Regions from separate parts of the Homo sapiens genome. Here region 1 is linked to region 2. A link is a contact called in ENCODE Hi-C data. All regions are on one chromosome and are shown on one strand. The core of a region is the stretch at or near the end of the contact, and the rest is flanking DNA. Distances in the headings are between cores, read along the strand shown.

The links. A loop is a pair of places that touch in the nucleus more often than their neighbours do. Pooled maps may share reads with other maps.
Region 1: a loop to region 2 is called in a map with no recorded cell type, with 4 times the contacts of the local background. The contact joins the promoter of LHFPL3-AS2 here to the promoter of SLC26A5 in region 2. A Hi-C loop is called at or near these places in 3 of 168 maps with a recorded cell type or tissue (CD8-positive, alpha-beta T cell, MCF 10A and naive thymus-derived CD4-positive, alpha-beta T cell), 2 of 37 single-sample maps with no recorded cell type and 9 of 50 pooled maps.

Annotation. Positions count from the first base shown.
Region 1 is chr7:104,922,714-104,929,147 of GRCh38, forward strand. It overlaps LHFPL3-AS2 (LHFPL3 antisense RNA 2), which reads right to left and starts at 3,932. Exons shown (of 4, transcript NR_027374.1): 1 at 3,740-3,932.
Region 2 is chr7:103,442,910-103,448,832 of GRCh38, forward strand. SLC26A5 (solute carrier family 26 member 5) reads right to left here and starts at 3,298. Exons shown (of 20, transcript NM_198999.3): 1 at 3,189-3,298; 2 at 174-302. It overlaps SLC26A5-AS1 (SLC26A5 antisense RNA 1), which reads left to right and starts at 2,298. Exons shown (of 4, transcript NR_110141.1): 1 at 2,298-3,610; 2 at 3,708-3,759. RefSeq lists an enhancer at 2,671-3,247 and a silencer at 3,304-3,373.

The DNA.
Region 1 (6,434 bases), core at 2,682-5,181, 1.5 Mb after region 2:
ATTACAGAAGCTGGAAGTTCAAGTTCCAGGTCTCCTTATAAATATGTACAAGTTCTTAGAAGAAAAATAAATATAGAGGCATTGGATTCTCTGCTCCTTCTATACTCAGGGCTGCAGCTTCAGAGTAGACTTTATAGAAATATTCTATTAGGCCCAACAGTACCAAGTACATTCACAGCCCAGGGGAGACATCAGTGGGCTTCATATGCCGCCAAAGAATAAGCCCAAAAGTACCTGCAAAATGGCCAGTGCACTTGGCACTGTTAGTTGCCACCATTTGGACCTTATCCAATTGACCCTAAAATTGGCCCAAGTACTTGTGGTAGCCAACTTCCACAAGGTGGCCCCAGCGATCTTTACCTCTGGGTATTCACACCCTTGTGTAATCTCCTCCCACACTCTGTCAAAGTCGGTCTGTGTGACCAACAGCATAAGGCAGAAAATGGTGTATTACTTCCAATATTTGGTTTTAAGATACCATGACTTCCATCATGGGCTCTCTCATCACTCACAAGGGAAGCCAGTCGCCATGTTGTGAGGACAGGCAGGCAGCCCATGGAAAGGCCTGGAAAGCAAGGAACTGACACCCTAGCCAACAGCCAGCAAAGAACTGAGGCCTGCCAACAACCATTTGAGTGAGTTTATACACAGATTTTCCAGCCCCGGTCAATCCTTGAGATGACCACAACCCCAGTGAACAGCCTGGCTGCAACTTCATGAAAGACTGCCTCAGAGCTACCCAGCTAAGCTGGTCCCAGATTCCCTGACCCTCAGAATAAATGTTTATTGTTTAATGTTTACATTTAATGTTATCAATAAACCGATACCTTTAGGGGTCATTTGTTACATAGTAATGGATAACTAACAGAGTATTGAATTTAAAATCATGATTATCTGTTAGTAGAAAGAGTTGGGGCTTTGGAGACAAGCACACTGCCTTTAAATCCTGATTCCACCACTCCCTGGGTGAATAGCATGGACTCTCTGAGCCTCAGTTTCCTCATAAGAATGGGGATGATAAATTTATTCTCAAGACTGAGGATCAAAGGAAAGAAGTTAGAACAGGGAATATTCCTCTTCTTCCTTCTCAACATTTAATTTTTTAATTTTATTTATATTTATATTTTATTTTATTTTATTTTTGAGACGGAGTCTCACTCTTTCGCCCAGGCTGGAGTCAAGTGGCACAATCTCAGCTAAATGCAACCTCCTCGCCTTGGATTCAAGCGATTCTCCTGCCTCAGCCTCCCGAGTATCTGGGATTACAGGCACCCGACACCACACCCAGCTAGTTTTTGTATTTTTAGTAGAGACGTGGTTTCACCGTGTTGGCCAGGGTGGTCTCAAACTCCTGACCTCAGGTGATCCATCGCCTCGGCCTCCTAAAGTGCTATGATTACAGGCGTGAGCCACCACGCCCAGACCCTTCTCAACATTTTAAAACCGGAGTGAGGAATTGCCTCAGAGCAAGCACAACTTGCTCTGGTGATAATAATAATTGTACAACCAACTTCACTTATACTTTTATTCTTTCTATAGACACATTAGAAAGAGTGTAGCATTAATAGTAACATATCATGTATGTTTAAATCCTGTTATGCAGAAATGATAAACCAAAAAATCTGCTTATAGTATAAGAAAATAGTTACATTATTAAACAAACACCGTGAACATATTTTAGCTGCTTCCCATCTACATATAATCGGTCAACAATTCATAGACAACTATTTATTGGGTTCCCATTATGTCCCAGATATTGTCCTAGGTTCTATGAGGAATGAAAAATAGTCTAAGAAGGGCTGGGCACTGTGGCTCATGCCTGTAATCCCAGCACGTTGGGGGGCCGAGGCAGGTGGATCACCTGAGGTCAGGAGTTCGAGACCAGCCTGACCTACATGGTGAAACCCTGTCTCTACTAAAAATACAAAAATTAGCCGGGCATGGTGGCACACGCCTGTAATCCTAGCTACTTGGGAGGCTGAGGCAGGAGAATGGCTTGAACCTGGGAGGCGGAGGTTGCAGTGAGCCAAGATTGTGCCATTGCACTCCAGCCTGGGCAACAAGAGTGAAACTCAGTCTCAAAAAAAAAAAGAAAAGAAAAAGAAAAATAGTCTAAGAAATCATCTCTGTCTTAAAGGAATTTATAGACTTTTTAACATAATATGAAAACCAAAATACTGGCCAAGCATAGTGGCTTATGCCTGTAATCCCAATGCTTTTGGAGGCCAATGCAGGAGGATCACTTGAGGTCATGAGTTTGAGACCATCCTGCACAACACAGTGAGACCTCATCTGTACAAAAAGTTAAAAAATTGTGCTGGCATTGTGGTGGGTGCCTGTAGTCCCAGCTACTTAGGAGGCTGGGGCAAGAGGATCACTTGAACCCAGAAGTTCAAGGCTGCAGTGAGCTATGATCTTGCCACTGCACTCCAGCCTGGGCAACAGAGTGAGACCCTGTTTCAATTACAAAAAAAAAGAAAGAAAGAGGAATATCTTACGCTGTAAGTGAAGTTGCAAGGAAGTAAATGACTAAATAACAGCAAGGTGAATTGGCTTCAAATATGCAGATCTTAATCTCAGATTTACTGTTTACTAGCTTTGTGGATTGAGGTATAATCACTTACCTATCTGTGCCTCAATTTCCCCATCTGTAAAATTGGGCTAATAAGGTATGAGGTATGCCTCACAGAGTTGCTGTAAGGACCAAATGAAGTTTTATATATAGAAGTATGCACACACACACAGAGTGCCTGATATAGGAAAAGTACTCCATTTCTTTTTCTTTTTTTTTTTCTGAGATGGAGTCTTGCCCTGTCACCTAGAGCTGGAGTGCAATGGCTTGATCTCGGCTCACTGCAACCTCTGACTCCCGGGTTCAAGCAATTATCCAGCCTCAGCCTCCCGAGTAGCTGGGATTACAGGCCATCATGCCCAGCTAATTTTTGTATTTTTAGTAGAGACAGGGTTTCACCATGTTGGCCAGGCTGGTCTGAAACTCCTGACCTCGTGATCCCCTCACCTCGGCCTCCCAAAGTGCTGGGATTACAGGCGTGAGCCACCGTGCCCAGCCCATTTCTAATATACATAATACGTGTGGGTATTTGTTTACGTGGGGGTTATAGGCTATTGAGAAGAGAGGGATAAACTGGGTTGGAGTGTGGAATGTGCTGGGAGATACTGAGAAAGTACTTCTTGAATCAGCCTGAAGACCAAGCTGGCTTTAGATGGTCTGGGAGGAGAGAGGAATCCCAGAGAGATGGGAGAACCCAGCCTACTCTGATGTAGGGGACATAGCCTTAACATCTTCCTGCCACAAAGGCGCTGCCACCAATAACAATTCCACCTTGTTAAATAAGAAATAGGCCAGGTGCAGTGGCTCACGCCTGTAATCCCAGCACTTTTGGAGGCAGAGGTGGCCAGATCAGGAGTTCGAGAAGGCAGGAGTTCGAGACCAGCTGGGCCAAATAATCAAGGGTGCCTGTCTCTACAAAAAAAAATAGAAAAATTAGCTGGGCGTGGTAACCCACGCCTGTAATCCCAGCTACTCTGGACGCTGAGGCAGGAGAATCACTTGAACCCAGGAGGCGGAGGTTGTAGTGAGCCGAGATTGCACCACTGTACTCCAGCCTGGGCAACAGAGCTAAACTCTGTCTCAAGATAGATAGATAGATAGATAGATAGATAGATAGATAGATAGATAGATAGATAGATAATAGAACAAATAATAAGAATGGCTTACCTAATGTAGGGCTGAAGACTGTGTTTATTAGCTCATTTCATCCTCAAAACATGCCATGAGGTAGTAGTCCACTTTCATCCCCATTCTGCAGAGGAAGAAACTGAAGCTCAGAGAGCTTAAATAACTTGCCCAAGATCATGTAGCTAGTGAGCAGCAAAACGGGGCCTCAAACCTCAGCAGTTTTGCTCCAGACCCAGGGCTCTTAACTGCTGTAATAAATTTCCACTGGTTAATCAGTGATACATTTTTCACTCTACTTAACATTTTCCCACCACCTAGCCAAATCCCCAGCCAATTGAACGGAAATCTCTTAGGAAAGGTAAACTTATTTTAAATTAGCTAAAGTTAATACTAAACCAATAGAACTTTATCTGGATTAGTCACAGAGTAATGATTTTTAACCTTAGGGGTCAGGGTCTCCCTTCAAAAATCTGACAGTAAATAGGGCCTCTCTCCCTAGGAAGATATACATCGCCACTCCTAAAAACGTGTGCACAGAATTTCAGGGATTCCCTGATGCCCAGGGAGGAACCCTAAGTTATCACCTCTCGACCTCACACTTCCCAAAGCCAGATAAAGCTCCTCCATGTGTAAATAGTCTGGGGGTCACACTGGGGACCCAGACTCCCCCTCCCCAGCCCCCGCCCCATTAGCACAAATAATCAAGTGTGCTGGGGTGGGAAACTGTTCTGCCCACACACATACTCAAATTACAGACTTTCCCTTCAGCTGTGTGTGTTTTATTGAATGAGCACTTGAGTTCTTGGTGAGCCTGTCGTCTGGGGATGCCAAAGCTTTCCTACTGCTAAGGTAGAGCAGGAGCGGGCTGTGGGCGGGCCCTGCTGGAGAAAGCCTTCGCGACCAGCTGGTATTGCTGCTGAGAAGCCACTTCCAGCCTAACAGCCCAGAAAAAGCTAGAATTAACCTAACCCAGGTCCCATCCTGAAACAGCTCTGTCCCATGTGTTGGTGGAAGCCGAAAGCATAGTAAATAGTCTTTGAGTCTCTAGGGGTGGCAACTTGTGGGAAGGCAAATAATTGGCAGATAAAGGCTGGTTAGGAGAGCTCCTTGGTGTAGATTTCCTCCAGTATCACCTCCAGGCCCAAACGGTCCAATGCTGTCTTTAGTAGTTAACCTTTGTTCTCCCTGGTAGAAGAGGAGGCCAGGATATCTTTTGTCTCTGGAAATCTATGTCCTGCTTTTAGGCAAATAGAGGGAGGGCAGAGAGCTTTCTCCATCTCCTTCTTAATTGTCTTCAGCTCGACAATCCTTCATATTTACGGGAAGCATATTCTGGTCTCCTACATGTGCATGTGTAAATAAATGACACTTGGCAAATATTAGCCAGTCCTGAATTTAGGTGAGGGTGGGTGCATGGATAGGTATGTATTCTACCACATGTTTAAATATCTTCATAAGAAGTTAGAAAAAGAAGACATTGAGGGAAAGCTCAGAGGAACATGTACCCACATGTGCCAGAAAGGAAGCCGGCAAGCTACCCTGGCCACACCAGGGTGAACAGAATAAACTTGTTATGGGCTAAACTGTGTCTTCCCATAAATTCATATGTTGAAGTCCTAACCCCCACTATCTCAGAATGTAACCATATTTGGGGATGGGGTTCCGTAAAATGGTAATTAAGTTAAAATGATGTTATTTGGGTGGGGCCTAATTTAACATGACTAGGGTCCTCATAAGAAGAGGAAATTTGGGCTGGGTGCGGTGGCTCATGCCTATAATCCCAGCACTTTGGGAGGCCGAGGTGGGTGGATCACCTGAGGTCAGGAGTTCAAGACCAGCCTGGCCAACATGGTGAAACCCCATCTCTGCTAAAAATACAAAAATTAGCAGAGCATGGTGGCAGGTGCCTGTAATCTTAGCTACTTGGGAGACTGAGGCAGGAGAATCTCTTGAACCCGAGAGGCAGAGTTTGCAGTAAGCTGAGATCGTGTCACTGCTCTCCAGTCTGGGCAACAGAGCAAGACTGTCTGGAAAAAAAAAAGAAGAAGAAGAAGAAGAAATTTGGACACAAACACACATATGGGGGAAGGTGATGTGAAGACACAGGGAGAAAACAGCCAAGGAGGGAGGCCTACAAGCCAAGGAGGGAGGCCTGGAACGGATCCTTCCTCATAGATCTCAGAAGAAACCAACCCTGCTGACACCTTGATCTTAAACTTCTAGCCTCCGCAACAGTGAGAAAATAAATTTCTGTTGTTTAAGCCACCCAGTCGGTGGTTCTTTGTTAAGGCAGCCCAAGTGACTTACTCAGTTCGGCTGCTATAACCAAATTTCTTAGATTGGGCAATTTATAAACAACAGAAAGTTATTTTTCACAGTTCTGGAGCCGGAAAGTCCAAGATCAAGGCTCCAGCAAAGTTGATGTCTGGTGAGGGCTGCTGTCTGCTTCACCGATGGCGCCTTGTGTCACTTCGTCACATGGTGGAAGGGTCAGAAGGGCACTCCCCCCAACTTCTTTTATAAATGGATTAATGGCATTCCTGTGGGCAGATCCCTCATGACTTAATCACTTCCCAGAAGGCCCACCTGGTAATACTATCACATCGGGTATTAGCTTTCAACATATTGGAACATATTGAAATTTTAGGGAGATACCAACATTCAGATCAGAGCACCTAGCAAACTTATACAGAGTTCCTTTTGATTTGCCATGCAAGTGCAGGGGTGTTTTTCC
Region 2 (5,923 bases), core at 2,048-4,547:
AAGGTAAGTGTAAGGTGTGATGGTTCTGGCATTCTGTCTTATACTTTTCTTCCAAATAGTGGTGTGTGATTTAGACCTCTGGAAATTTTGAGGAATCCTTTGATCTGGATAAAATCCATTACTACCTCTGACCCACTCTCCTATTTACTAGTTCCAGGGGGCCGTCTACTTACCCAGATCCAATGTGCAGCACAAAAGTCGGGACAGGGGACAAGATCCCCCGCTGGGAGCTCCAGTGCAGTTCACTGAAGCCTTGATCACTGAGGCTGAGAGCAGGAGAAGGGAGAGCTCGCTCCTTGGCCCTATGTATAGAAGAAGAAAAGGAAGTTAATTCAGCAGTTGTTGGTTTGTTTTTTGAAAGAAGCTATGTCCAAAATATTTCTTAACGCTCTCCTTTCATTCCTAATACCAACCCACTCCCTTCCAAGGCACAGCTACTGCTATCACAGTGGCTTACATGCGATAGACTAATTATATATAATTATATCTTCTTCCTAAGGGTGAACTGCTAGGATGTGAGAAAGATATAGTTCAATTTTTGAACTCAGCCATTCCCATATGTAGCAATTCATGAATACAAGTTTGCATATGAGAAATTGTGTCCAGAATGGGGCATCATCAGTAGTGGGAGCAAATCCTCTTAGAGCAGTTGCCTTGAAAAGAGCAAGAAAAGTAGAAAAATGAGAGACTCATAATGTTCAAGATAAGAGTTGATCTTGATCAATTAAAAACTTAATTAGGCTAATCTGTCTTCAGTCTTTTACAAAGAATACAATTATTCCTTCCCATTCACAGAATACTTACTCAAGGGGCCATGTATTTATTCTATTTGAAAGTAAATTAAGTCATATCCACTCAGTTTGTGAATTTACCCACATTGCTTCATTTCCCTTTCCCTCCATCTACCTATCCTCTGACTAATTCGCTGACCCGTTCTGAAGTGAGCTTTCATAACCTGGGCACCAGGAATCCTCTGAAAGGTGTACAAGATTTTGAATGGGTGAGCTTTTTTATTTTTTTTCTGGGGTAAGTCCCTAGTGTCCTCCAGATTTTGAAAGAGTCCTGTCCCCTCCTTCATAATCCTCTAGAATACAATTGTTTTCAAGGGTGAAGGTGGGGAGAAGATAATGATGTTGATAGTTGTTGGTACCTACAATAAAACATTTTATGAAGTTGGTCCTGGAACTAGTCTTCAAAAGAAGGATTAAAAGAGTTCATGAAATTGGATCTATCCTCCAACAGAATGGACTTACATAAAATGTACTCTGAGTCACAAAATGATTAAATTTATCCATGCTGTGTCTTTTGTGCAAGATTTCACTAGTTTGAAACCAAAAGAAAGGAAAATCATCATCTTATTTTTCTTAACTTTATTAACTTAATGATAATGAGAACACCTGGGAATACGGACGTGCTTCCTATTTATCATGATTTCCCTAGAAAACTGTTTCACTTGGGTTACTAAAATGCAGACTACCTGCAACGGTAGAAAAATTAAGATACCAGGGGGCAACACATGATATTTAGAATGAGATGAAAACTCAACTGACTTTGATCGTCAATTAAATAGGCAGTGCACACCTGCATCTACACCTCACAAGGCAATCCATTGATTGTTAGAAACTTCCTCAGTCTTCCATTCTTCTGTTCTTAGCAAAGCGCCTCTATGCGAAAAGCACTCAAATACTTGTTGGATTGAGTCAATTCTTTTGGTTTCACTCATAAATTAATGAGGAACGTGTAACTCTGTATAGTTTCAGAGTAGTTAAAGAGAGAAAAAAAGAAATGCTACATAAGAGAATTGGGGCTTCAGGTGTTACCTAATAGACTAGAAAGCTTTCCAAGAGTGCACTTAAGATATGAGCTATAGCAACCTTACCTAGGCAATTCTTCACCCTAAGTTTCTTTCTAATGCAAATTAGTTTGAATTTCTCTCTCTTCCCTCCTGTCCTTTGCCTGAAAGTCTTCTGATACAAAGCAATACTACCGTAATTAGAAGGAATGCCTGACAAAAATACATTTTAAATTTCATTTTCAAAAAGGTTGATACTTCGTATTGCATACTCCGAATTCCCCTGCATTTCTATGCTGTAAATTCCTAAACTTTAGATAATACATTTATATCTAGTGCACATTGTTCAGTTTTCAGATAGGAAAAAGCTAAATCTCAGTCTGTGCCCGCAAAAAGTTGATATTTTTTGTTGTTTTAAGAGTCTCCATGAATGTTGTTTAAATTCTAGAATCCACAGTACTCATCGAAGCTAGGAAAAGAATTTTGCCCACCCCACAGCGTATCTGAGGCTTTCTTCACAGCTAGCTGATCGGATCCTTGCAGCTGTTTCTTCTGTAGGTCTCGGAGCTCACTGAGAACGTCCAGCACGCCTTCCCGGCGGGGCCCGGCCCAGGTGCGCACTAGATGAGGCAGTCAACCAAGTCAATTGGTTCCCGATCAACTAAATCTCTCCTAAAAATAAACACTGCCGCGAGCTTCGAGAGTTCAGCGTGTCAGAGCCTCTATGATGGCAGAGCACCTGCCGCGATGCCTGATTGGTAGGGAGAAGGATTTCCCGGGAGGGGGCCAATACCAAATTTTAGGGCTGTTAGGCTCTGAGCAGTCCCTTCGTGACCGGATAAGTCAGAGACCCGGGGTTTGAGCCTTGCCCGGCGCTGAGCGGAGGGCCCAGTTTCGGGACCACAGCCTTGCTCCCTGGGAGCTCCGGGCGGCCAATGCCGGGCAAGCCCAGCCCGGCACAGGAGGAGGCAGGGCCCGTCTCCGGAAAGAGGGCCAGAGGCAGAACTGAGGGCCTGGTTTTGTGTAATTCGATTTGGATACAAACAGGCCAGACCCAAACTGGAAACGGCGAAGGGCTGGATTAGCACCGAAGGGATTCGAGGAGGCAAACGGGAAGTAAAAATGCTGTGTGGAGCTGCAGAGGGCAAGGGGACAGGGGTTGCAAAGGAAAGAGCTTCGTGAGACTTTCTCCTTCCCGGCGTAGGGACCAGCAGAGTGCGGGCAGGTCAGCCCTGTCACCGGTTCGTTTAGGGAAAAAGCGCGACATGGGGCCTGGGAGACAGGGGCAGAGGCGGTGACAGCGAGGGCCCCTGCTCGGGTGGGCCCGCGGGCCTCAGCTCAGTCCCCTCCCGAGGGACCGCGACCCCCGGCCCCGCGGCCGCCCGCGCGCACTCACCAGCCCGGGCTGCCCTGGGCGGAGCCGCCCCGCCGCGCTCCACAGCCGCTGCCTCTTCGACGCGCGCGCTGCCTCCAGGTGCGGCTCTAGGAGGAGGCGCCGCGGGCAGTGCCGGCCGCGCCCCGCGACTCCCGGTAACCCGAGCCCGCCCCGCCCCGCTAGGGCCAGGCCCCGCCGCCACCCTCCGCGCTGGGACGCCGGGGCGCGGGCATCCCTGCCGCCTACGGATCTCTTCCCAAGCACCTAGAACTTTCCAAAGCGTGCTTGGAATTTAACACCTTGGTCGTCGATCCCCGCAAATATACTCTGATGAGACCGGCTTTCTTCCCATACCGCCCAGGAGTTTCTCCAGGTGGCATTCCTGTCGCCTTGAGGTGGAACATCAGTAGAGGCTCGAGGCTGAAGCAAGCACAATACACAAGGTATAGCGTTCAAGTGGAAAACATTGCGTATTATGATTTTAAAATGAAAAAAAAACACAAAAAACCTGACTTATCTTTTCAATTACAATCATTATAGAGACTCCGATTCGTACAGGAACATTTCGAAAACAGGAAATCCTGAGGACAATGTGAGTATGAGTTTTTTTTTTTTTTTAATTTTCAAAAATCTTTGATGAACTGCCTTTGGTTAACACTTGGTTTGCAAATATTGACTATTGCACGACAAGGCAATGCATGATAAGTTATTTTCTGGGCATTTAAGTTAGAATTTATAAAACAACTTTTGCTTTTTATTAAGTAGAATAATGTAACACGTTACCCCAAGCTGGGAGAATTGCTTGAGTCCAGGAGTTTGAGACCAGCCTGGGCAACAAAGCGAGACTCCGTCTCTTAAAAAAAAAAATTAGATAGGAAATAGCTTGTTTTGCATCTAGCAACTGGGATACAAGAGAGCACCGCAGCCAGAGTGCCGGGCTCCAAGAGGGTGAGGGGTAGAAAATGATTTCAGATACATACTTCCCTCTGGCTTTATGCCTTAGCAAGGATTATAGTTGGTTCATTAAGAGCATCTTTTTTTTTTTTTTTGCTTTGTGCATTTCTGCGCGTGCACACTGTAGTGACACGTGGCGGACTAGCTGTTTGGTCTTAAAGCTGTAAATGCACGCCTGCAGACACCAGAGGCTTCTGCCAAGGAGACCCCACCTCCAGAACCTGGGCCAGGCCTTTGGCTGGGAGCGCTGGTGCTGTTCTTCATCCGAGAGGAAAGGCTAGAGATTCCCTCCCTACTCCACACGAGGGCGATCTCTTCAAGGGCACCAGACCACTCTCCGCGTCCCTAGCTGAGGAAACCAAATTTGCTTTTCTCCACGCTTTTGAACATCTCTAAACAAATCTTAATAGGGTAATTTACTAAGGAGGAGTTGGGCTCCTGGGACGTGCATTTCTGGTGTCCTTCATTTGCCACTTGGCCTTTGCCATCCTATGAAATTATTTTGTCACATACCTGTCTGTAGCCCAGTACTTCTTACACTTTAATGTGCATAGGAATCACCTGCGGATCCCGTTAAAAACGCAGATTCTGATTCAGTAGGTCTGGGGTGGGGTCTGAGATGTGCCTTTCTAACAGGCCCCTGGGTGATCCTGATAGGCTACTGGAGGACCAAACTTTGAGTAGCAACACTGGAGACAGTTGGATGATAAACTGGTTTTGCCGGTAGCACCAGGTACCTAATATACTAACACAATAATGGCAATGTTGCTAACACCTGTTCAGTGTTTACATGTAGTAGGCACTGTTCTGAGTACATGTATTTACTTGTATAGATATTGCTATTATTTCTGGTTTAGAGATGAGTTTGCTTTTAATATGAGTCTTCCCCACCCCCTACCCCCTTCCCATCCTTGCTGGCTTAATTACATTTATTTGGTATTAGAATATTAGGGAGAGTATCAGGAAGAACAGCTAGTGGATGCTAGACCTTAATACCTAGGTGATGGGGTTGACCTGTGCAGCAAACCACCATGACACACGTTTACCTGTGTAATAAATCTGCACATCCTGGACATGTACTCCAGAACTTAAAAGCGGATAAAAGAAAAAATTAAAGAATATTAAAAAGATCTGAAAACGTATACTCAGGGAATTTTCTTCCCTCCTTTGTTCCACACATTCTAGCCAATCCTGTGTGAGTAAACAATGTCATGATTTCTCATCTATTCTTCCTGTGTTTTTGTAAAGCCACAGATATTTGTTTACATGTTCTTGGCTGCCTGCCTGCCTTCCTTCCTTTCCTTCCTTCCTTCCTTTCCTTCCTTCCTTCCTTGCCTTCCTTCTTTTATTATGCTTTAAGTTCTGGGATACACGTGCAGAATGTGCAGGTTTGTTACATAGCTATACAAGTGCCAGGGTGGTTTGCTGCACCCATCAACCCGTCATCTACATTAGGAATTTCTCCTAATGTTATCCCTCCCCTAGCCCCCCACCTCCGACAGGCCCCAGTGTGTGATGTTCCCCTCCCTGTGTCCAGGTGTTCTCATTGTTCAACTCCCACCTATGAGTGAGAACATGAGGTGTTGGGTTTCCTGTTCTTGTGTTAGTCTGCTGAGAATGACAGTTTCCAGCTTCATCCATGTCCCTGCAAAGGACATGAACTCACCCTTTTTTATGGTTGCATAGTATTCTATGGTGTATATGTGCCACATTTACTTTATCCGGTCTATCATTGATGGGCATTTGGGTTGGTTCCATGTCTTTGCTATTGTGAATAGTGCTGCAATAAACATACATGTGTA